Linked DNA regions of Homo sapiens: region 2 is linked to region 1. Evidence: chromatin loops called from intact Hi-C (ENCODE). Cell type or tissue: MCF 10A. All regions are shown on one strand. Each heading gives the region's core, and the rest is flanking DNA. Links, peaks and the distances in the headings are about the cores only.

Region 1 (10,952 bases), core at 3,235-8,234:
GCGAGGATTCTTTCGCTGCAGCTCTCCACATGTGGTCCTGGCGGGTCCTCCTGTCCTCTTTTCTTTCTTCACCATCAAGCAGCAGTCCACCTCGGCACCACCCACATGCTATCACCGCAGCAGGAAGGATCTGTGATTCCAGGGCGCCACTAATGAACTAGTACGCGAAATCTCACAAAATAGTCATGTGTATACACACATACACACATACTGTGTGTATCACAGCATCACACTTTTGGGCCGGCTGGAAAGGCACCAAAATGAAATAATACCAATCAGAGCTAAAGGTTAGGATTTACTGCTGTGTTATTTATTGCAGCCTTGTAGAAAAAACCAAAAACTCAAAGCATCTTATTTTCTCAGCCTGTGAACAATTCATAAACGTTTTGTTTCCTCAGCAATACAAAGCATCTGAGGTCTGTGATTTATTAACAGGAAGAAGTTGTTCTTCCCCTTTGAGAAAAGATAACGATTACAGGAGAGCTGCTTTCTCACCTGAGAGGTAGGGCCGTTGAGCCTCGCCTAAGCTCGTATCACTAAGATTCTGTGACCCGCAGCCCTTTCCACACCACAGGTAAGGAAAGACGGCTCTTAGATTACTAGTCGTGACTGGCCTCACCACCCCTCCCCAGCCTGGGCCCTGCAGAGGCCGTCTCTCACTCTGTGTTGGCCCTCGAAGGCTGGCCCGTCGCTGTGTGGTTCTCAGTCCATCCATAGCCCAGTGACACCTTTCAGGGAGGCTCCAAATAGCTCTCACGTGTTTCTCTCCCTCCGCCAGGGGGCTATCGTCTCATTAGGAGACCACCACAAAAACTTTTCACCTCCATTCTCCACACACTAAGTCTTGAGGTTTTTGGGCTGAGCACTGTGGCTCATGCCTGTAATCCTAGCACTTTGGGAGGCCAAGGCAGGCAGATCACTTGAAGTCAGGGGTTCGAGACCAGCCTGACCAACATGGTGAAACCCCTGTCTCTACTAAAAATACAAAAATCAGCTGGACGTGGTGGCGGGCACCTGTAATCCCAGCTACTCAGGAGGCTGAGGCAGGAGAATCGCTTGAACCCAGGAGATGGAGCTTGCAGTGAGCCAAGATTGTGCCATTGCACTCCAGCCTGGGCAACAGAGCAAGACTTCCTCAAAAATAAAAAAAAAAGTTTTAAGGTTCTTTTTACCGTGGTTTATGAGGCTTTGTTCTAATAACTCAAATAAATTGAAGCTTATCTTAAAAGAGGATAAAACTACGGTATTTTCAGTGTATACCCTGTATGTACACATCACATGTTGGACCCGACTTTCCAAATACGATTCGCCAGCATTGGCACTCACATATGTAGCTCATGATCAAAGGGCGATGAATAATGTTGCTTCATCCCGAGACTCAGGTGGCGTTACTGAAGCATTTAGCATCCCCCTTTCATCAGTGCCAGTGCCGCAGATGCTGCGGGCAACAAATTGTGCGCCCTAGTGGTCCACACGAGTATTTCTCATTACAATATTAATTGTAAAGTGTAAAAACCAAGTTACAAAAACCCACCGCGTTTTTATGTTGCTGGGGGAAGATTCCACAAATTTCTGCCATCTACTTTCTTTATACTCTTTTAAAGCTTTTTTTTTTTGGAAAATAAAACATAAATACAGAAAATCATACAAAAATGAATGTATAGCGTAATGAAGGCAAACACCCTTGTAACTACCATCCAGGTCAAGGAATAGAACTTTGCAAGCCACTGAGAAGACCATCCACGGGCCCCACCCCTATCACGTCCCAACCACCACCGCCGCCAAGAAACCACGAAGACAATCACTTGGTCGTGTTTCTTTATAGTGAACACCTGGGACTCTATGGTTGTCCAGTTAAAAAAGTCGTGGCTGGGCGTGGTGGCTCATGCCTGTAATCTCAACACTTTGGGAGGCTGAGGCAGAGGTGGGAGACCAGCCTGAGCACCATAACAAGACCCCATCTCTATTTTTTGAAAATTAGTTATGATTTTAAGTCTCCGAAGCTACAAGTTTCCCCTCTCTTTCTTATTCTGACAATTTATCTGTTGAAAAACCTGAATCCTTTGACCTGTGAAATTTCCCACAATCTGGATGTTGCTGATGAAGTATTCTCGGTGGAATTCAATGTGTTCTGGATTTCCTACGATGTAGCAGCTGGATCCCAAGGTATGATGAGACTTAGGTTCAGACTCTATGGCAAGACTAAGTCACTACTGGATCTTGAATCAGGAAGCACAAAACGCAGGTCAACTCTGTTGCTATGTTAATAGTCATGGATGCCTGATGCCTAAAGCCATTAATCCACTGACAATTACAAAATTGTAATACTCTAATTCTACCGCTTTTTTTTTCATTTGTTAGTTGCAATACCTTTTTTTTTTTTTTTTTTTTTGAGATGGAGTCTCGCTCTGTTGCTAGGCTGGATTGCAGTGGCATGATCTCAGCTCACTGCACCTCCAACTCCTGGGTTCAAGCGATTCTCCTGCCTCAGCCTCCCGAGTACCTGGGACTACAGGTGTGTGCCACCAAACCTGGCTAATTTTTGTATTTTTAGTAGAGACGGGGTTTCACCATGTTGGCTAGGATGGTTTCGATCTCCTGACCTCGTGATCCACCCACCTCAGCCTCCCAAAGTGCTGGGATTACAAGCTTGAGCCAACGCGCCCGCCGGTCTATTAGTTGCAATACTTTCATAAAGAGATGCCTCCTCTCATCTACCATTAGGTTACCCAGTGGTACAATCCATGTAGGAAAGTTGGGAAAAGTACTAGATTCTTTTCTCTCGTAAGTTTTCTAAGATAAGGAATGGGTCCCCCACCCTCCTCTCCCGGGAAGAGAATTGGTTCCCTAGCATCCTCCAAATGTGATGATTAAAAATGTTTGAATATAATTAAGAACTTAGGGATTTAAACATATTTGATCATTTTCAGTCCCTTGGAATTATTGAAGCATAAATTGTGTCATCTTCAGTAAGTGGATGCCTTTTCCAACTGGCTCCTGAATCCTTCTTACATGGCCCTAGTAGTCTTCGGTAGTTTTGTTGCTATCTGATGTGACTAGATGATATGACAAAGGTCAAAATGTATATTTTCTGCCCCAAACTGGGAATCAGTCATTTCTTCATGAAGCATTTGTTTCTTTTAGTGGGAAATGGTATTTGAAGACGGTACTCTGGGCATAAAGATGCTGGCTGCTACTGTGCTGGTCGTTGCTTTGCTTTTGGGCCTTCTCAGTGAAGATTTTGCATATATAGACACATGAAGAGAATAGAATAGAAAATACCTCATGCATTCACACTGATACTTTACATTCAGATTCAGAACAGCAAGGAATTTTACCTAACCTCTACATCTTGAGAATCCTGTATACACATTCTTCCACGTTGAAAATATGATTCTCAAAACCAAAATCTAGAATGGAATCAGAATACCTCATCTTGCGCATTTGATGTGTCCGCATTACTCATAACAGTGTCGGAGCTGCAATACTAATATTACCATCACTAATATAATTACTAAAAAGGTTTTTTAAAAAGCTTTTTTTCTGTGTGCTTGCTCACACATTTTTAAATGTGTGTGCTTGCTCACACATTTTTAAATGTGTGTGCTTGTTTTTTTGTTTTTTGTTTTTTTTGAGAGGGGGTCTCGCTCTGTCGCCCAGGCTGGAGTGCAGTGGTGCCATCTCGGCTCACCGCAACCTCTGTCTCCTGGGTTCAAGCGATCCTCCCACCTCAGCCTCCCGAGTAGCTGGGATTACAGGCATGCACCACCACACCGGTTAATTTTTGGATTTTTAGTAGAGACATGGTTTCACCATGCTGGCTAGGCTGATCTCAAACTCCTGACTTCAAGGTGATCCACCCACCTCGGCCTCCCAAAGTGCTGGGATTACAGGTGTGAGCCACCACACCCAGCCTTTAAATGTATTTGTAAATGTTCTTGTCCCATTTTTAAAAATGGCAGTACTCAGCTGGGTGCAGTGGCTTACACATGTAATCCCAGGACTTTGGGAGGCTGAGGTGGGTGGACTGCTTGAGTGCAGGAATTTGAGACCAGCTGGATAACATAATGGCATTCCATCTTAAAAAAAAAATTGCCGGGCATGGTGGCATGCACTTGTAGTCCCAGCTACTTGGGAGGCTGAGGTGGGAGGATTGTTTGAGCCTGGAAGGTTGAGGCTACAGTGAACTGTGATTGTGCCACTGCACTCCAGCCTTGGTGACAAAGTGAGACCTTGTCTGAAAAATATTAAATGAAAAGTGAAAAAATGGCACTACTATACACTATCAGAGCATGTGGTCATTACAAAGTATACTCACTCCCTTTTAACTCTTAGTCTTAATTCCACAAGTAACTACACATTTAATAGTTACCGCTAGTTTTTATTTTGATGTCTGAATAGAGCAAAAGTTCTATTCAGGTCAGGTTCATTTTCTTTGTAAAAAGAGGAGGGAAAAACAAGACCAGTTGTGCCCATGTTGAGACGGTTTACACATAGTAGATAACAATGGCATTGTATGATGCTACTTAATACATTTCTTGAGCTCTTTTGCACATATATGTTGGAGAATTTCACATTGATGACCCACCATCCCATCTTTGTGGTTGCTGTTAATGGTGGTTAGGACAGTAGGGAAAAAGGTCTACTTTCTCCCTTCTGTTACGCTAGACCAGTTTCTCAACCTCAGCACTTTTGGCATGTGGGGCCGGATAATTCTTTGTGGTGGGGGTGCTGTCTGTGCCTTGTAGGATGTGTAGCAGCGTCCCTGGACTCTACTCACTAGATGCCAGTAGCACTCTTCCCCCTAGTCGTGACAACCAAAAATATCTCCAGACATTTCTAAATGTCCCCTGGGGACAAAATTGCCCCTGGCTGAGAACCCTGCACCCGGTTGCTGTTTTGACGCTCATAGATTGGACACGTTGCAGTTTTAAGCAGTTATCCCTGAGTAAAAGGGACTATTACAAGGTTCAAAGTCCAGACTAATGCGCTCTCATCTTCAAGCAATATTAACATTCCTTGACAGGAAATTTGTAGCAGAGAGCTAACTTTGTAACAGTTTTCTTTTTTTTTTTTTTTTGAGATGGAGTCTTGCTCTGTCATCCAGGCTGGAGTGCAGTGGCGCGATCTCGGCTCACTGCAACCTCGGCCTCCTGGGTTCAAATGATTCTCCTGCCTCAGCCTCCGAGTAGCTGGGATTACAGGCTCGCACCACCATGCCTGGCTAATTTTTGTATTTTTAGTAGAGACAGGGTTTCATCATGTTGGCCAGGCTGGTCTCGAACTCTTGACCTCAACTGATCCGGCTGCCTTGGCCTCCCAAAGTGCTGGTATTACAGGGATGAGCCACTGTGTCCTGCCAACGATGATCTTTATTATAATAATAGCTAATAGTATAATAATTAACGTAGTATAACATATTCACGCAATTCACAAAACAGTTTTCACTTATACTATTTATTGAACTAAGTGGGGATTCTTAAATCTTCCTACTCTAAAGATGAGAAAGCCAAAGCCCAAAGCAGTGAAGTGTCTTGCACAAGGTCAGCATAACAGTAAGCAGCAGAGTGAACGACAGGTTCTTGATCAGGCTCTCATCTTCATTAACTGTGTCTTGGATTATTGTCTGTCCTTAATGCACAAGAATAGACACACACACATGCAAGTTCATGCAGACAACCTTTTTCTTGTTGTTGCTAACCTTTTAGAATGGCTCTTACAATTTCCATGTAATTACATTTTATTCCAACAATAAGCCAGGAATCCACCATTAAGGGAGGTTCACGATGTTATTGCATATCCTACCACCAGGTGTCGCCATCGTATACTCACACGTGTTTCTTCCATTGGTGAATTCCTAATTCACTACATGCTCCAAGGAGTGATCAGCTAATTTATTTATTTTTTGGAGACAGGGTCTCGCTATGTTGCCCATGCTGGAGTGCAGTGGGTATTCACAGGTGTGACCACAGCGCACTACAGCCTTGAACTCCTCGGCTCAACAGATCCTCCTGCCTCGGCCATCCTGGTAGCTGGGACTACAGGTGTGCACCACTGTGGCCAGCCAGCTGATTTTAAGTAAGTGTATCCTACAGCAGGAAACAGTCCAAAGAGAAGAATGAGGATTAAAAGGTGAAGAGGACCAGGTGCAGTGACTTATGCCTGTAATCCCAGAACTTTGGGAGGCCAAGGCAGGTGGATCACATGAGCAGGAGTTCAAGACCAGCCTGGCCAACATGGTGAAACCTCATCTCTACAGTCTAAGAGCAATGTCTAGGCCAGGCGCGGTGGCTCGTGTCTGTAATCCCAGAACTTTGGGAGGCTGAGGCGGGTGGATCACGTGGTTAAGAGATCGAGACCATGCTGGCCAACATGGTGAAACCCCGTCTCTACTAAAAATACAAAAATTAGCTGAGTGTGGTGGCACACGCCTGTAGTCCCAGCTACTCGGGAGGCTGAGGCAGGAGAATCACTTGAACGCGGGAGGGGGAGGTTGCAGTGAGCTGAGATTGCACCACTGCACTCCAGCCTGGGGACAGAGCAAGACTCCATCTCAAAAAAAAAAAAAAAAAAAAGAGCACTGTCTAACCCTTTGAATGTGAGGACATTTTTGCTTCTCTATGGTGGCGGATATCTTGAAAATTATAATTATGCATGGACCTTTTTTTTTTTTTTTTTGGAGACAGAGTCTCACTCTGTCGCCCAGTCTGGAGTAGAGTGGGGTGATCTCGGCTCACTCTAGCCTCCGCCTCCCAGGTTCCAGCAATCTTCCCACCTCAGCCTCCTGAGTAGCTGGGACTACAGGCATGTACCACCATGCCCAGCTAATTTTCATATTTATTTTTTAGTAGAGACAGGGTTTCTCCATGTTGGCCAGGCTGGTCTTGAACTCCTGACCTCAGGTGATCCACCTGCCTCGGCCTCCCAAAGTGCTGGGATTATGCGTGAGCCACTGCACCCAGCAGCATTAGTGTATTTTATGTGTGGCTCAAGACAATTCTTCTTCTTCCAATGTGGCCCAGGGAAGCCAAAATGCTGGACACCTGTGGAAGGCATCTTAGCATCAAGGCCAAATGACTTTTCAGATAGTAAGGGCTGTGCTGCAGGCTCTGAGATGGAGTTTGATGGGCAGGATGTTTATTAAGGAGTGCCCTTGCGATCAGCACCTATAGAAGAGAGGAGGCAGAAACAGGAGAGGGCAGAGGGAGAAGCTAAGCTGTGATGTTGGCCAATGACAGCCTTGGCCAACCCCCGAGGAGCTCTGCCACAAATATGGCCCTTCAGAGTCTTCTTGAGTTGGGCTGAGATGGCTAGACCTTTATACTTCTGCATTTATGGGCAGTGGCTGTAGGCCACCCTAGACAAGGTGTGAATATCTGAAAGTGAATATTGAGGGCCGGGTGCAGTGGCTCACGGGGATCATGCAGCGCACGTCTGTAATCCCAGCACTTTGAGAGGCCAAGGTGAGAGGATTGCTTGAGGCCGGGAGTTTGAGACCAGCCTGGGGAACATAGCAAGACACTGTCTTTACAAAAAAAATTTAAAAATTAGCCAGGTGTGATGGCAGGTGCCCATAGTCCCAGCTACTTGGGAGGCTGAGGCAGAAGAATCCCTTGAGCTAAGGAAGTTGAGGTTGCAGTGGGCTATGATGGCCTCATTGCGCTCCAGTCTGGGTAACAGAGTGAGACCCTGTCTCAAAAAAAGAAAAAAAAAAGGAAGTGAATATTGAAATATTAATACTAAATCAAAATGGCATGCTTTGAGTATTACTGACTTTTTAAAATTTTTTATTTTTTTTGAGATGGAGTCTCGCTCTGTCACCCAGCCTGGAGTGCAGTGGTGCGATCTTGGCTCACTGCAACCTCTGCCTCCCAGGTTCAAGCAATTCTCTTGTCTCAGCCTCCTGAGTAGCTGGGATTACAGGCATGTGCCACCATGCCCAGCTAATGTTTGTATTTTTAGTAGAGACGGGGTTTCACCAAGTTGGTCAGGCTGATCTTTAACTCCTGACCTCAGGTGATCCACCCATCTCGGCCTCCCAAAGTGATGGGATTACAGGAATGAGTCACCGTGCCTGGCCCACATTTTTATGCTAGTAAGAGAGAAGAGTGATCACAGAATCATTGATCAGTCACAGTTCGTGGAGGCCATAAACATAAATAACATGGAAGTAGGCTCTTTGGCCTTCCAAAGGTCAAGACTAAACCAAGCCCAGTTAGCAGACTGGGGCCAAATGCTGAAACTAAAGTCCGATTTCCATGCATATCTAACCATTTGACCGGAAATCCCATCTCTAGGAGTTGATTCTAACTGGTGGACATATGGTGACCGTGTCCAGCATCCATCCTTCCCTTGGGGAATTTTCACCTTGGGCTGGCAGAACCCAGAGTTCCATGGTTCTCAAGCAGCTGGGACGACAAATCCTCCTTTGAAGGGTGGTCAGGTGGGGGCATCACAGTGTTGCCCATTGGATACAAGAAGTTGTCATCATCGCGGGAAGGGAGCTATGTGGGTGGATTGGAGTGACAGCAACAGAGGGTCGGGGAAAAGAAGGGGCACCACAGGGGAAGGGGTTGGGTGTGGAGGGACGGGAGGAGGGCGAGGGCAGGGTGTGTGAGAGGAGGCTACGGAAGAGGAACAGTCACGTTCTCATTCTGTCTCCCTCCTGTCTTGCTCATTCATGTGGAGGGCGGAGGGTGAACTGAGTTGGGAAGAAGGAGGGAAGAGGGGGAAATTGTCACACAGTTTGTCTCTAAGGCTGTCATGTCCTCAATGGCTCCAGCTGTTGCTACCCCTCGATGAAATCTGACTTTGTCACTGGCTAGTCACCAGAAACCAGACCTCCAGGTGGCTCCCTGGCTTCTCCCCTGCCTCCCCAGTTCCCATCTCTCGCTGCTCAACACCATGAGTAAATGCTATCGTGTTTTGTTGCATCTTCCCCACTTGAGTTGATTGTATTGAATCAGTCACGTCTTGGAGCTCGTACTGATCTTAGAAGTAGCCATGGTTTCTGCTGTGTTGTTTTAGGTTGTACATAGTCATATATACCCCTCTTGGGGCTCAAAGATAAAGGTACACGTTGGAGAAAGTGAAAATGAACTGTAAGCATTTATTGCTGTTTTGAAAAGAACTTGTTTGTTTTAAAATTTGTTGTGAAGATAATATAGGCCGGGTGCAGTGGCTCATGCCTGTAATCCCAGCACTTTGGGAGGCTGAGGTGGGGAGTCACCTGAGGCCAGGAGATCGAGACCAGCCTGGCTAACACGGTGAAACCCCGTCTCTACTAAAAATACAAAAATCAGATGGGTGCGGTGGCAGGCGCCTGAAATCCCAACTACTGGGAAGGCTGAGGCAGGAGAATCGCTTGAACCCGGGAGGCGGAGCTTGCAGTGGGCCAAGATCGTGCCGCTGCACTCCAGCCTGGACAACAGAGCAAGACTCTGTCTCAAAAAACAAAAACAAAAACAAAAACAAAAACAAATACAAAAAAAACAACCTTCTTAGCTTTACAAGATTATCTGAAAGTGACCGGCCAGGCACGGTGGCTCACGCCTGTAATCCCAGCACTTTGGGAGGCAGAGGCGGGTGGATCACGAGGTCAGGAAATCGAGACCATCCTGGCCAACATGGTGAAACCCCGTCTCTACTAAAAATACAAAAAATTAGCCGGGCGCGGTGGCGGGCGCCTGTAGTCCCAGCTACTTGGGAGGCTGAGGCAGGAGAATGGCGTGAACCCGGGAGGCGGAGCTTGCAGTGAGCCAAGATGGCGCCACTGCACTCCAGCCTGGGCGACAGAGCGAGACTCCGTCTCAAAAAAAAAAAAAAAAAAAAAAAAAGATGTCTTTGGTGAATAGATATTATTAATTTTAATATTGTCATATCTATTAATCTTTTTTTTTAATAGTTGTATTATTTACACCTTAAGAAATCCTTCCCTGGCCAGACGTGGTGGCTCATGCTTATAATCCCAGCACTTTGGGAAGCTGAGGTAGGAGATTGCTGGAGCCCAGGAGTTCAAGACCAGCCTGGGCAACATAGTGAGACTCTGTCTGTTTAAATTCCCACTTTGACTTCATTCACTCACCAATCATCGATGCTGGTCACATTGAGAAGAGGGCTTCTATTGTAGTTGTACTTACTTTAAAAGAGATCCTGGCTGGGTGCCGTGGCTCACGCCTGTAATCCAGTACTTTGGGAGGCCAAGGCAGGCAGATAACCTGAGGTCTGGAGTTCAAGACCAGCCTTATTAGGTTAGAATATCAAATTAGCCATTAGATATTAAAACCTATTAGCCATATTAGGTTAGAATATCAAATATTCTAACCTAAAACATAAAGTGAATATTGTTTTTGCTGATCTCTGAATGCAAGGCCAAGGTCTTCTCTTTGAGTATGGATCAGTTGAGTGGAATTCTGTGTCCTTTCTTGTGTAAACACACTGATAATTCATCATGGACAGTATCCAGTCTTGGTTACGTAAGTGGAACAAGAATTTAGACAGATGCTAAACAATCTGAGTGCCAAATCCTTTTAGGTTATCACAATTTTTTCTTTTTTAATTTTTTTTATCAAGATGGTGTCTCATTCTGTTGACCAGGCTGGAGTACAGTGGCACCATCTCGGTTCACTGCAACCTCCCCTTCCAGGGTTCAAGAGATTCTCCTCTCTCAGCCTCCTGAATAGCTGGGATTACAGGCGCCCGCCACCATGCTCGGCTAATTTTTGTATTTTTAGTAGAGAAGGGGTTTCACCATGTTGGCCAGGCTGGTCTCGAACTCCTGACCTCAGGTGATCTGCCCACCTCGGCCTCCCAAAGTGCTGGGATTACAGGTGTGAGCCACTACGCCCGGCCTATTTGTGTTTTTGATTATACTTTTTGAGTGAATGTGAACTGATATCTCATGGTGGTTTTAATTTGCATTTTCCTAATGGGGCATTTTTCAGTATCTTTTT
Region 2 (10,952 bases), core at 2,966-7,965, 1.5 Mb after region 1:
AAATCATACGGTATTTACACTCCCATCCAAGCCACTAGTAAGTCATGTGCCACTAATAAGAAAATGCCATGATTATCAGTGATACACTCGCTGAGTAATGCCATTAGATTTTTAAGAGACTAAAGATGTGGCACATTTGTTATACTGCAAAATACTCTAAAACCATTGTTATTATTTAAGATACATGGGTCTTCAAACTCAAAGCTCAGCATCCTAGTAAGTCAGAGGAAACTTAAAAAATACAGTTGTATTTCTATACTCAAGGTAGGGATTGGCAACTTTTTCTGTAAAGGGTCAGACAGTAAATATTTTAGGCTTTGTGGGCTATATGGTCTCTACCACAACTCCTCAACTCTGCTGTTGTTGCAGGAAGTAGCAATAGGTGATACATATATGAGTAGGTATGGCTGAGTTCTAATAAAACTTTATTTGTAACATAGACAGCAGGCCAGACTTGACCTATGAGCTGTAGTTGGCTAACACTTTTTTATGAATACTGGGCACATTAGCATATTGAATATGCATATGTGTCTGTATATGTGAGTGGGGATATATACACATATATTAGTATGCAAAATCTCCATTTGCCCATCCCCCTGGTTATGGCAGTTTCTTGGGCACGTGATCAGTGCAGTCACACATGTGCTGTTCAGAAGGGTCCTTACACTTGCAGTTTAATACTCTGTGGTCAATGTCTTGAAATTATTAGCAATTGTATCTTAGAATTGTGTTTTTTTTTTTTTGTTTTGTTTGTTTTGTTTTTATCCAAGACAGGGTTTCGCTCTTGTTGCCCAGGCTGGAGTGCAGTGGCGTGATCTCGGCTCACCACAACGTCCGCCTCCTGGGTTCAAGCAATTCTCCTGCCTCACCCTCCTGAGTAGCTGGGATTACAGGCATGTGCCATCATGTCCGGCTAATTTTTTTTTTTTTTTTTTGTATTTTTAGTAGAGACGGGGTTTCTCCATATTGGTCAGGCTGGTCTCAAACTCCCGACCTCAGGTGATCCGCCACCTCGGCCTCCCAAAGCGCTGGGATTACAGGCGTGAGCCACCACGCCCGGCTAGAATTGTGTTTTGTAGGTGTACTCTGATGGAACAATGGAGACTGAACTCCTGTATGTGGTCTCATCTTTCCACTGCCTCACTGCAGCCCTACGCAGTTCTCAGAAATATACTCCTCTCCAGCTTCCTCTATCCCGCCCTGCCCTGCTGCTGGGGTGGGTCCCTCCACCTAGGGTGGGACCAGGGCACTGGGGGAGGTGCGTATGTCACTGGGGGAGGTGTGTGTTCTCCTGTGTCTTTTGCCCCTGGCAGAATCCTGAATGTGTGTTTAGAGAGGATTGAGTCAAGTGTGCCCATCCCTGCCATCTTAGAGCTGGACAGGGAGGTAAGAATTCCCGCCCCAGGCCGGGCGCGGTGGCTCATGCCTGTAATCCCAGCACTTTGGGAGGCCGAGGCCGGCGGATCAAGAGGTCAGGAGATCGAGACCATCCTGGCTAACACGGCGAAACCCCGTCTCTACTAAAAATACAAAAAAAAAAAAAAAAAAAAATTAGCCGGGCGTGGTCGTGGGCGCCTGTGGTCCCAGCTACTCGGGAGGCTGAGGCGGGAGAATGGCATGAACCCGGGAGGCGGAGCTTGCAGTGAGCCGAGATCGCGCCACTGCACTCCAGCCTGGGCGACAGAGGGAGACTCCGTCCTAAAAAAAAAAAAAAAAGAAAAAAAAAAAAAATGCATGTCCAGCCTGGGTTGGTGAGGGAGGAGGGGCAAGGAGAGAGAGACTGAAGAAGAAAGGAAAATGTTTTATATTTTAGTTCTTTTTAATATCACTTCTTTCCTGCTTTCTGAACAAAAGGGTCCTGTATTTTCACTTTGCACTGGGCCCTAATCAAAGGTTAGCGGCTATAAAGAATCGTCTTCTCAGATTAATTTACCAAAAGGGAAGTTGACAAAAAAACTCTATTTCTGCATCACTCATTTCAGGTCAGCTCATCCTTGTCATGTTAGGGCCTCCTGCAACATGTCCAAATCTTAAATACAAGGCTGTGAAATTAATGCTGAATTTGGGGTTTCGGATGCGAGGAAGCTCCTTTTGGGATATGATTATCAGGAATGCTGCGTGGTAGCCATTTCCTTCACATACTTTGCTGTAGGATTAATTTATACCTCTTTAGAATGACAATGAGGCATTTTATAAAAATAAAGCATAATCAAAACATTATGTACAAAATTTAACAGACAACAACAAAGAAAGATGAAATTTTACTAAGAGTTCTGTTTATTTCCTATTAAAAAGGGTAACACCAGAAAATTGGACATACAAAAACATACTTGTTCTCCTAATTTGAATAAACCAACTGTAAAATCAACATTTTTGAGACAAAGAAATGTGAATATAGGCTGGGTGTTATTTGATATTAAAGAAGTATTGTTAACATTGTTAGGTATGATAATGACATAGTATGTAAAAATATCCTTCATAGATCCACATGGGTATTTATGAGTAAAATAACATAAGGTCTGAGATCCATTTAAAATACTTCTGCAAAAGAAGAAAAAGAGGTAGAGGAAGAAGACAGAAGAAGATGAAGATGAGAAGGTGGAGCAGAAAAAACATGACAAAGAAGATGAAGGTGACGATGAGGACAGAAGTAGAGAGAAAAAAGTGAGATAGATGGAATAGGATTGAGGAGGAGGACTGGCAAAATGATGAGTGATGGAATAGGATTGAGGAAGGGGACTGGCAAAATGATGAGTGATGGAATAGGACTGAGGAAGAGGACGGGCAAAATGATGAGTGTAGGTGATGGAAATGTGAGGACTCATTACAATATTCCCTATACCCTCATACATGTTTTTAAATTCCCCTGATCGAGTGTGTGTGTGTGTATAACCATTGCCTAAAAAAATTTCTCATAAAAATCAAAGAGCATATTTCACATTCTCCTCCATACCAAATGCCTCTTTTTCTGGTGCAAGAAGCATCCTCTGAGGCTGACAGGAATTCTCTAAGCTGAAGAGATACAAAGGAGTTGATGGGAAGGATAATCCGCCCATCGGTTCCTGACACAATATAAAGAAGAAAAGAAGAAAGTGGGTGGAAGCGACTGCCATTGTTACTCTCCTAACCTTTCCTTCTAATTATGCCAGAGCCAAGGCTCAGGTCACAAGGAAAATTATTTTGGTGGTTAACCATTTGCCCTATTTTGTATACATCAAAAAAGCTGTTGTTCTCACACATTCCAATCTCACAGTTTCCCACCCACTTTAAAAATGTATCAAGTGGTCAGATGAACTAAAATATGAATAAAATGACTATATTATGAAGAACACCTTGTTTGCAAACCTACAGATAGCCTGCTTGTGATGCTGAATTGTAAGATACACAACACTTAAACATTTAATCTACTTTATATTATTGTAGGTATTTCAGATAAATGCTCAACATGCCCCGCTTTTAAAAGTTAAATGTAAATTTCTCTCTTGAGTGCAGATGGTGGCCAAGCAAAGTAGTTCTTTGGTCTCACAGACAGAAGGTCAGGTCATGGCTGAAAGACCAAAGAACAATTGCTGCTTTGCTACTCCAAATCATCCATGGAATGAGACACCACGACTTCTTTTCTGAAACTGTCTGTTCAATACAAAACAGTTAAAAAGAGTACCTATAAGATTTCCTCACATTCCGTCTGGGAAAAAAAAATGGTAACAAGCACATCACTTCACAACACATCACAAACATCTTGTAACTGTTCAGAGGTTTTATTCCTAAAGCTGTGACCTCCTAAAAAGGCACATCTCTATCTAAAAACATACCACTAAACGTCATTATGAAAACTACTATTGTTTCACTATTATCAGAAAACGTTTACAAATGAAAACTGCTCCTTGTAAATCCTGCAACTTTAGCCTCCATACCATCACGGATTAATTAAAATGAGATTTAATACTGCAAATACTTCTAATATTGCAAATGCTTCTAAACAAGTTATTCCTTTACAAGTGATATTATACTCCTATTGTCCCTGATCTTTTTTCCTCTAGAAAATTATAATGGAATTTTAAATAACTGAGACTCTTTCCTGATGTATTTTTGCAGTTAGTCCAAAATATTATGCTGTCAGAATGCTGTAGAATAATACGAAAGGCCAAAAGTATGCCAATATATTGATTCCTTTTTAAAAAATTACAATATATCAGGAAAGAAAAGTTATCTGTGATAAACTTAGTAGACCTAGGCCTTCAGTCCCTGACAGAAAGCATTTTCCATTCCACTATCAGGCACGCCCCCAACTGGATGCAATAAAATGTTTCATTATTTGTACATGTTAATAATTAAAAGTCTTCTGAAAATGTAAAACCCATTACAACACCAAATATAGTGGTACAAAAGCAGAATTTTACTTTGGTTGCCAGGATTTTAATTTAGTACTAAGGATTTCAGTTATGACTTGAAAAGCTTTTTGTTCTAGTCTTCATTATCACTTTCATTTTCAATACTTTTCCCAATTGTCTTTGCATCATTTGTTGTAAAGACTTCATTGGCTCAAAAGAGAAAATATGTTGGAAAATATGATGAAAAACCTCGAACTAGAAACATATTTGAAAAAAAACTTATTTGGAGCGACCTACTTCTAAATTCTAAAACAATTATTTTAAAATATTGACACTAAGAACCCAGTCTTACTATTTTAATTGAATAAACAACCTGCTTTCATTGAATACAAAGAATGAAAACCTTCAAGGTCCTGTACTGTAACATAAAAATAGAAAATCAAAAGTCAGCCTATTAGAACTGCCTCTCTAAAAACTTTATCCATGTTGTCAACTAAAATTGGAGTTATCTACTTCATCTCAATAAAGATATAACATAAAACATCTGTTCAAACTGAAATTAAAGTACGCAGCTTTTATCCACTAACATTTCTAATGTCACTGTATTTAGGCTTCATGAACAAACGTATTCATGGTTATCTTAGTTAAAACTGGTTTCACTCTGCCAACAATCAATTTGATTGACATATTTACATATCAACTCATCTCATCTTACGAATTTTAAACTTTTTCATTTAAAATTGGATTCAAGTTGGCATCTTTCAAGAACTTTATGTATGTATATTTTAGGTTCAAACTGTGCATTAGAACATTTCTTTTTACTTTTGTAAGTAATAGATACACATATCCAAATGTATATTTATGACCTGTCAGATTGGAATTTTATATGCATGCTGTTGTATTCTCACCATTCATGTGAAAGGTGATAATTTTAGGCAACTATAAAAGAAATTTTCCTAACAGTGTAAACTGGATCATCCCATTAGTTAGAAACAATACAAATAAATAAATTAGGAATAAAACAACATCAACTTGAGAAAGAATGTTACTCATATCTATAATTGCTGCAATTATGCTGTGTCCTCTCTTACCTGATCTTTAATTTCAAGATCCCTGTTAGTTTTTGCTCTGAACTCTCTGTGCTCCTTTTCTGCCTCATCCTTCTCCATGTTGGTTTTATTCAGCTGATAGCGCATTTCTCCACACACCTGTTAGATTGTAAAAAACTGGATGATTACCTGCTGGAATCTACCAGGCAATGCCTGCAATTAGATCTTTTGGTGCCCCCTAGAGGTCATATAGATAAAATACAACAAAACTTTTCTAAGAATGCCATTTTCTATTAGACTATTCAACGTAGCTTGTTAAGATTCAGAAGCAACACCAGGGATTATTGATTCTAACAACTTGAAATTACAGATAAATAAATGCATAACTAAGGAATTTAAGTAATGTGCCCAAGATTATTTTATATAACAGTTTCAATTGCATATTATCAACCAAAATGCACTATCATCTAACCTTTAAATAGGTAAAGTTAGTAGTTAAAATGTTAAGCTATGTTATTATTCATTCACATTGATACAGTTAAATATTCACTCTATATTACAAAGTTTTCTTTTAAAGACTTCATCAGTTATGCTCTTTAAAAGGAAATGTATAAAGGAATTTTTGTCTGCTGATAGATATACTATTGATATCTAGGTCTGTAATATCCAGTATTGACTGCAAGGTTTGCAGATGTCATCTTATCATACACAATATGAGGTATTCAAGTTAAGGAAGATTTTCTGGCAAAAGCCATAGACTGGAACTAAGCACACTATGCACTTATGACTGTAACATTCAATATAAAAGGAAAATATGCATTTAAATGAAATAATTGTAATACGGCACCAATAATGAACACACATAGTATCTTAAAAGTGTTGTGTATCATCCTCTATACTTAACACTAAGAACTTTGTTTTATTTATTTTTTCGAATCTAGGACTGCTACAGAAATGGAAATATATTTGAAAAGTGTAATTAGCAGATAAATCTAAACAAGCAAATTATGGGCCTTTTGAGAGAACTGAGAACCTATAGAAAGTTCAATTAATGTACAAGTCAGCTAAGTTGGCTTCTAATTTACAAATATATGGCTCTTAATATATTATCTCACCGTTATGCTTTCTTGGAACTTTTCAAGTATTTGGTATTTCTCCAAAAATAATGATTTTGGAAACTTTAGAAATCAGTTTCATCATTACTGAGGTATTAGAATAGACTAAGGTATAAAACCTATATGCATTTAAGCTGGGTATGGTAGCGCATGCCTGTAGTCCCAGTTCCTCTGGAGGCTGAGGCAGAAGGATGGCTTCAGCCCAGGAGCTCAGGACTGCAGTGTACTGTGGTAGTGTCTGTGAATAGCTACTGCACTCCAGCCTGCACAATACAACAAGATCCTGTCTCCAAACAAACAAAACAGAACCTTAAAAGTAATTTTAAAAATAAATTAATCTATGTTTAAAAGCTATAGTGACAAGACAGAAGAAAAAGTCAACAGGCTTCTCCCTAGTAGCCCTCAGAAAGCTAGAACAATAATGAAGTTATTAAAAATTCTATTGGAAGTTCAAATGCCTTCAATGTGAGAGAGTTTATTCCTCCGATTTCAAAAATTATAAATTTATAAAAACTATTAATTTTAAACCTAAATAAAAATTACAAATTCAGAGTGACAGGAAAAAAATGAGGAGCCATACTTTATTTTCTTTCTCAATTGTTCACTATTAATATTTATGTCTATGAATAAAATGGAATAAAACCCCGAACTGATAACATCAGAAGATAATAATTATACAACCATGATGTTTAAAACCCAACACCAATACAAGCTGGTTATGTAAAAACTGTTTAAGCAGCAGGTCTTATTTAAAATTATTTTATCCCTTCATTTCACTCCTACAGTTCCCTGCTTTACTACTTTCAGTTCAGCATTTGCTATGTTTATCCACAGCACTCAAATTCTATTTCAAATAAATTAACACATTAAATTGAACCAGAACTATGTTATCTCCACGTTGGAAGCAACTTCAAGGCGATTTAGTCTAATCGCTCTTCTGATGTATATGTCCTTTCAGCTAGTTCTTGAGACAGAGAACTCTCTCTCTGCTGTACTGATTTCAACAGAAAGCTGCCTCTCTATTATCAACTGAAAACTGTCTTATCATAGCTTTCACCTATAAATCTAGGTTAAGTATTCCCATCCTTCTGAACTAATTCCTTCACTTCCACCCTATCTCCACACAAAAATTTGAGCTTCTTAAACTTCTACATTAGCTAATAGGAATTTTTAAAAGCAAATGGAGAATTATAGAAACTCAAGAAAAAGGGTAAAATGGCTCCCTTTCCTAATACATGTTAAAATTAATTTTAATTACTGAATTATAGAGCAACAATGGCATTACAAATATGTCAAAATTTAGGAAAATCCATTGAAGAATAAAAGGTAATATGCAAAGAGTATTTTAAGCAAATTATCTGTGTTTTTAGTGGTAAAAAATAAATTGATTTTATTAGTTTCTTAGTTTTAAAGCAATTAACTATTGAAATCTAGATGGACTTCTAGTATTTCTTACAATATGTATCTTAATCATTGCCAGTAAAGACCATTAAACATTTTAGTTCTTGATTCACGAACCAGTGATGCCCATAGCACAGACAATGTAGTATTTTAAAGTATAAATTTAAGCACCAATAAGATCATGTAGTATTAGAATCTTTATTTTAATGACCAAGTCTGAAAAGGAAAAGGAAGTGGAAGATTTTTTATGTCAAGCACACCTTTTAAGTTGTCAATATATGTCTTTGGCAATTATTGTAAACACCAACCTTATGCTATCTACGGCAAAAACAAAGCACTCTTAATTAATTTAGAAAAATGAGGTTTATCAAATATTCAATAATTAAAGTAATATAACTCTTATTTATTTGTAAGTCTGTCTCTGCCACTTAACCCTTAAGCTCTTCAAGGCCATGACTGGTGTCTAATTCATCCTTGCACATGCAATACCCACTGAGGGGCTGCATGTAGTAACTGAATGTTTGCTGAGTAACCATTAGGTGGCCTTTTATTATTCTTGAAATCACAAAACTTTTCTACTCCAAACTTCCTCCTGATAACAGTAAGAGTTTTGTACATTAGGAAAACATTTTTCAAAGGAAATATTTCCTTAAGTAACGATTACACTAAAATCTCTTTCTGTACCTTTGTGACATCCATTTCCCGAGAAGCCAGCTGGCTTTGAATTTCCTCCAGTTGATTAATAGCTGAAATCTTTTCCTTTGTAACCTTTTCCACCTGGGCCTCCAGTTGGGCAATATTCTGAGACAAGATCAACATCTGTAAGGGAAAATAAAAGTCCTAAACAATAATGTCATTTGACAAATCAAATACTAAAACTTTCTTGAATTAATAGCGTCTCAGCATAGTCACTGGGCTCTGTGAGCCATTTCTCTGTGGATTGGGTATGTTCATTTTTCTCCTTCCTCTATTCACCTATGCCCAGTGAACTGAAATATGTACTTCTCTCCTATTCATTCCCCTGATCTCTAACCTCATTTTGAAAAATGTATAACAAGATGATAAAGTCAAGGTTTTGGTTGAAACCCTAAAGTGACAGTTATCAAACACCCAATTAAGTTATGAAACAGAGTGCCATAAATAAATTCAGAGGAGATACAGAAGCATACAACTCTTAAACCCTTCTTCCACATGGAAGGTATAAAAGGACTGATGGGGAGAGTTAAGGAGGAAGTTCTTTAGAGAGAGCAACTGGTCTGCTATGGCTCCCACTACCCTTCCCGCAAACCAACAAAGAAGAGGCTCTGTGCAGTGCCCTTTGTTGGTAAAACCCCAACCGCCCCCCTATTATCTAGTTCTCCCTCATTTCTCATGTAGGTTTCAGCTCAGCCATTATCTCCTCTCCTCTAGGAAGTCTTCCTTGACTCCAGTTCCCAGCACAAAATAGGTGACCCTTCCCACGTTCAGGGTTGATATTCAGCTTGTGTGCACTGAGACAGTCATGCCTGTTGTTTGTAGCCTGTGTCCACTCTCACTGTTTCCCACACTGTAAAGATTAATATTTTGAATATCACTATGGCATGTGCTCCTACAATCTCAGTATATATACCTCCATCACACCACAACCTCTGTGTACCTCAACCACAGTACTCATCCCACTGTTTTTAGTTGTCTGTTTCCTCATTAGAGTAGAAGTTCCTCAAGAGGTACCAAATATTTGATGAATGAGTAAATACTTAGAATAAATGGCTTTCCAATGGACTCTATGGGTATTAGGTTCTCAGTTTTTCTTCTCAAGATTAGAAATGCTTTCTAGATCTTAGATTTATCCTTTATAGTTTCTGGTTTCCAATTATGTTTTGTTCTTTTCCAGGAAGTCACTCTTCTAGGCTCTTAATGTCATACTGTACTGGCAGTTTTTAAAATGTAGAAGCAGCAGAACATATAGGAATACCTATCAATTTTTATCTGTTAAAACAAGAACTGGTGACACATTTTAAATAATGATGCTTGAAACTTACCATTGTATGCTGACATGGGTGTGAATTCAGTTTTATAACTTAAATCAATTACTAAAATTCTATGATAAAAATCAACATTGAACCAAAGTTTTAGTAAATTAAGAACCTGACATCAATAAAACGAAGATAGGTGTCTGCCTTCGAACTACAGAACTAGTTAAAGTTGACCCTATGAAAATAATTTAGGCAGATATATTAATTAACTTTCTGAAGGTAGTGGAGAATTTCATATTTGACTTATGGTTTTTTACACATCCCTATCATCAAAGGATTGTCTACAAATCTAATTTTCACATACAATTAGCTTTACTAATAACAAACTAAAAAATATTCTTGGGCACATTACAATATAAAACTAAGGTTGAAAAGAAGTTAAATATAACATCAAAAATATCAATTTCATTTCAATTTAAAATTTCGAGTTCATGAGCATATATATTATGAATGTGTAATTATAGCTTTTCTGGAACCATATGACAGGAACAAACTTTAATTACCAGCTACTAAAAATCATATTTTACTTATTTATGTGGACATACATAACTGATGGTAAACAACATTGTATGGTTTTTGAAGTAAATATACCGACATTTATTTTGCTAATTATAAATTCTAGTCCATTTCTCTTCTAAGGCATGTCACAAATCTCTCCCCTTCCTTAGGATTCCTCCCTCTGCCACCCATCATTCCCTTCCTCTGCCCACTAGCTGTCTGCTCCCTCCTGCCGCCCACCCCACTTTCTGAGGTCCTCTGCCCACTAGCTGTCTGCTCCCTCCTGCCGCCCACCCCACTTTCTGAGGTCCTCTGCCCACTAGCTGTCTGCTCCCTCCTGCCGCCCACCCCACTTTCTGAGGTCTCCCCTCCTGTTGTCACACCTTCTTTTCCTCCCCACCCACCATCTGGAAGTCAACATTACACGGCAGGAGCTTCTCCATCCACATCTGTTGCAGAGCCAGAAGTAACACAGACACAGCTGCAACACTGCTGGATGTCCAGGACGTTGACATCAGGTGAGTCCTTTAAACTTTGACAGGG

Evidence for each region. A loop is a pair of places that touch in the nucleus more often than their neighbours do. Peaks named below come from ENCODE experiments on the same cell type or tissue, not always from the same donor. Only the 100,000 strongest peaks of a DNase experiment are listed, where the experiment ranks them.
Region 2: it touches region 1 in a loop (33-fold over the local background); 5 of 110 quality-filtered maps call a loop at or near these places.

The regions. Positions count from the first base shown.
Region 1 is chr1:244,791,865-244,802,816 of GRCh38, reverse strand. The region is part of intron 1 of LOC107985372 (a long non-coding RNA gene); the gene reads left to right. Among named protein-coding and RNA genes, the nearest start is that of COX20, 38 kb to the left of the region's middle. In MCF 10A, for the core only: a CTCF peak has its summit at 5,829 (motif pointing right); a DNase peak (open chromatin) is centred at 5,816.
Region 2 is chr1:243,338,802-243,349,753 of GRCh38, reverse strand. It overlaps SDCCAG8 (SHH signaling and ciliogenesis regulator SDCCAG8), which reads right to left. Exons shown (of 18, transcript NM_006642.5): 11 at 8,581-8,715; 12 at 5,423-5,539. MIR4677 (microRNA 4677) reads right to left here and starts at 3,578; the gene lies at 3,499-3,578. In MCF 10A, for the core only: a CTCF peak has its summit at 5,604 (motif pointing left); a DNase peak (open chromatin) is centred at 5,593.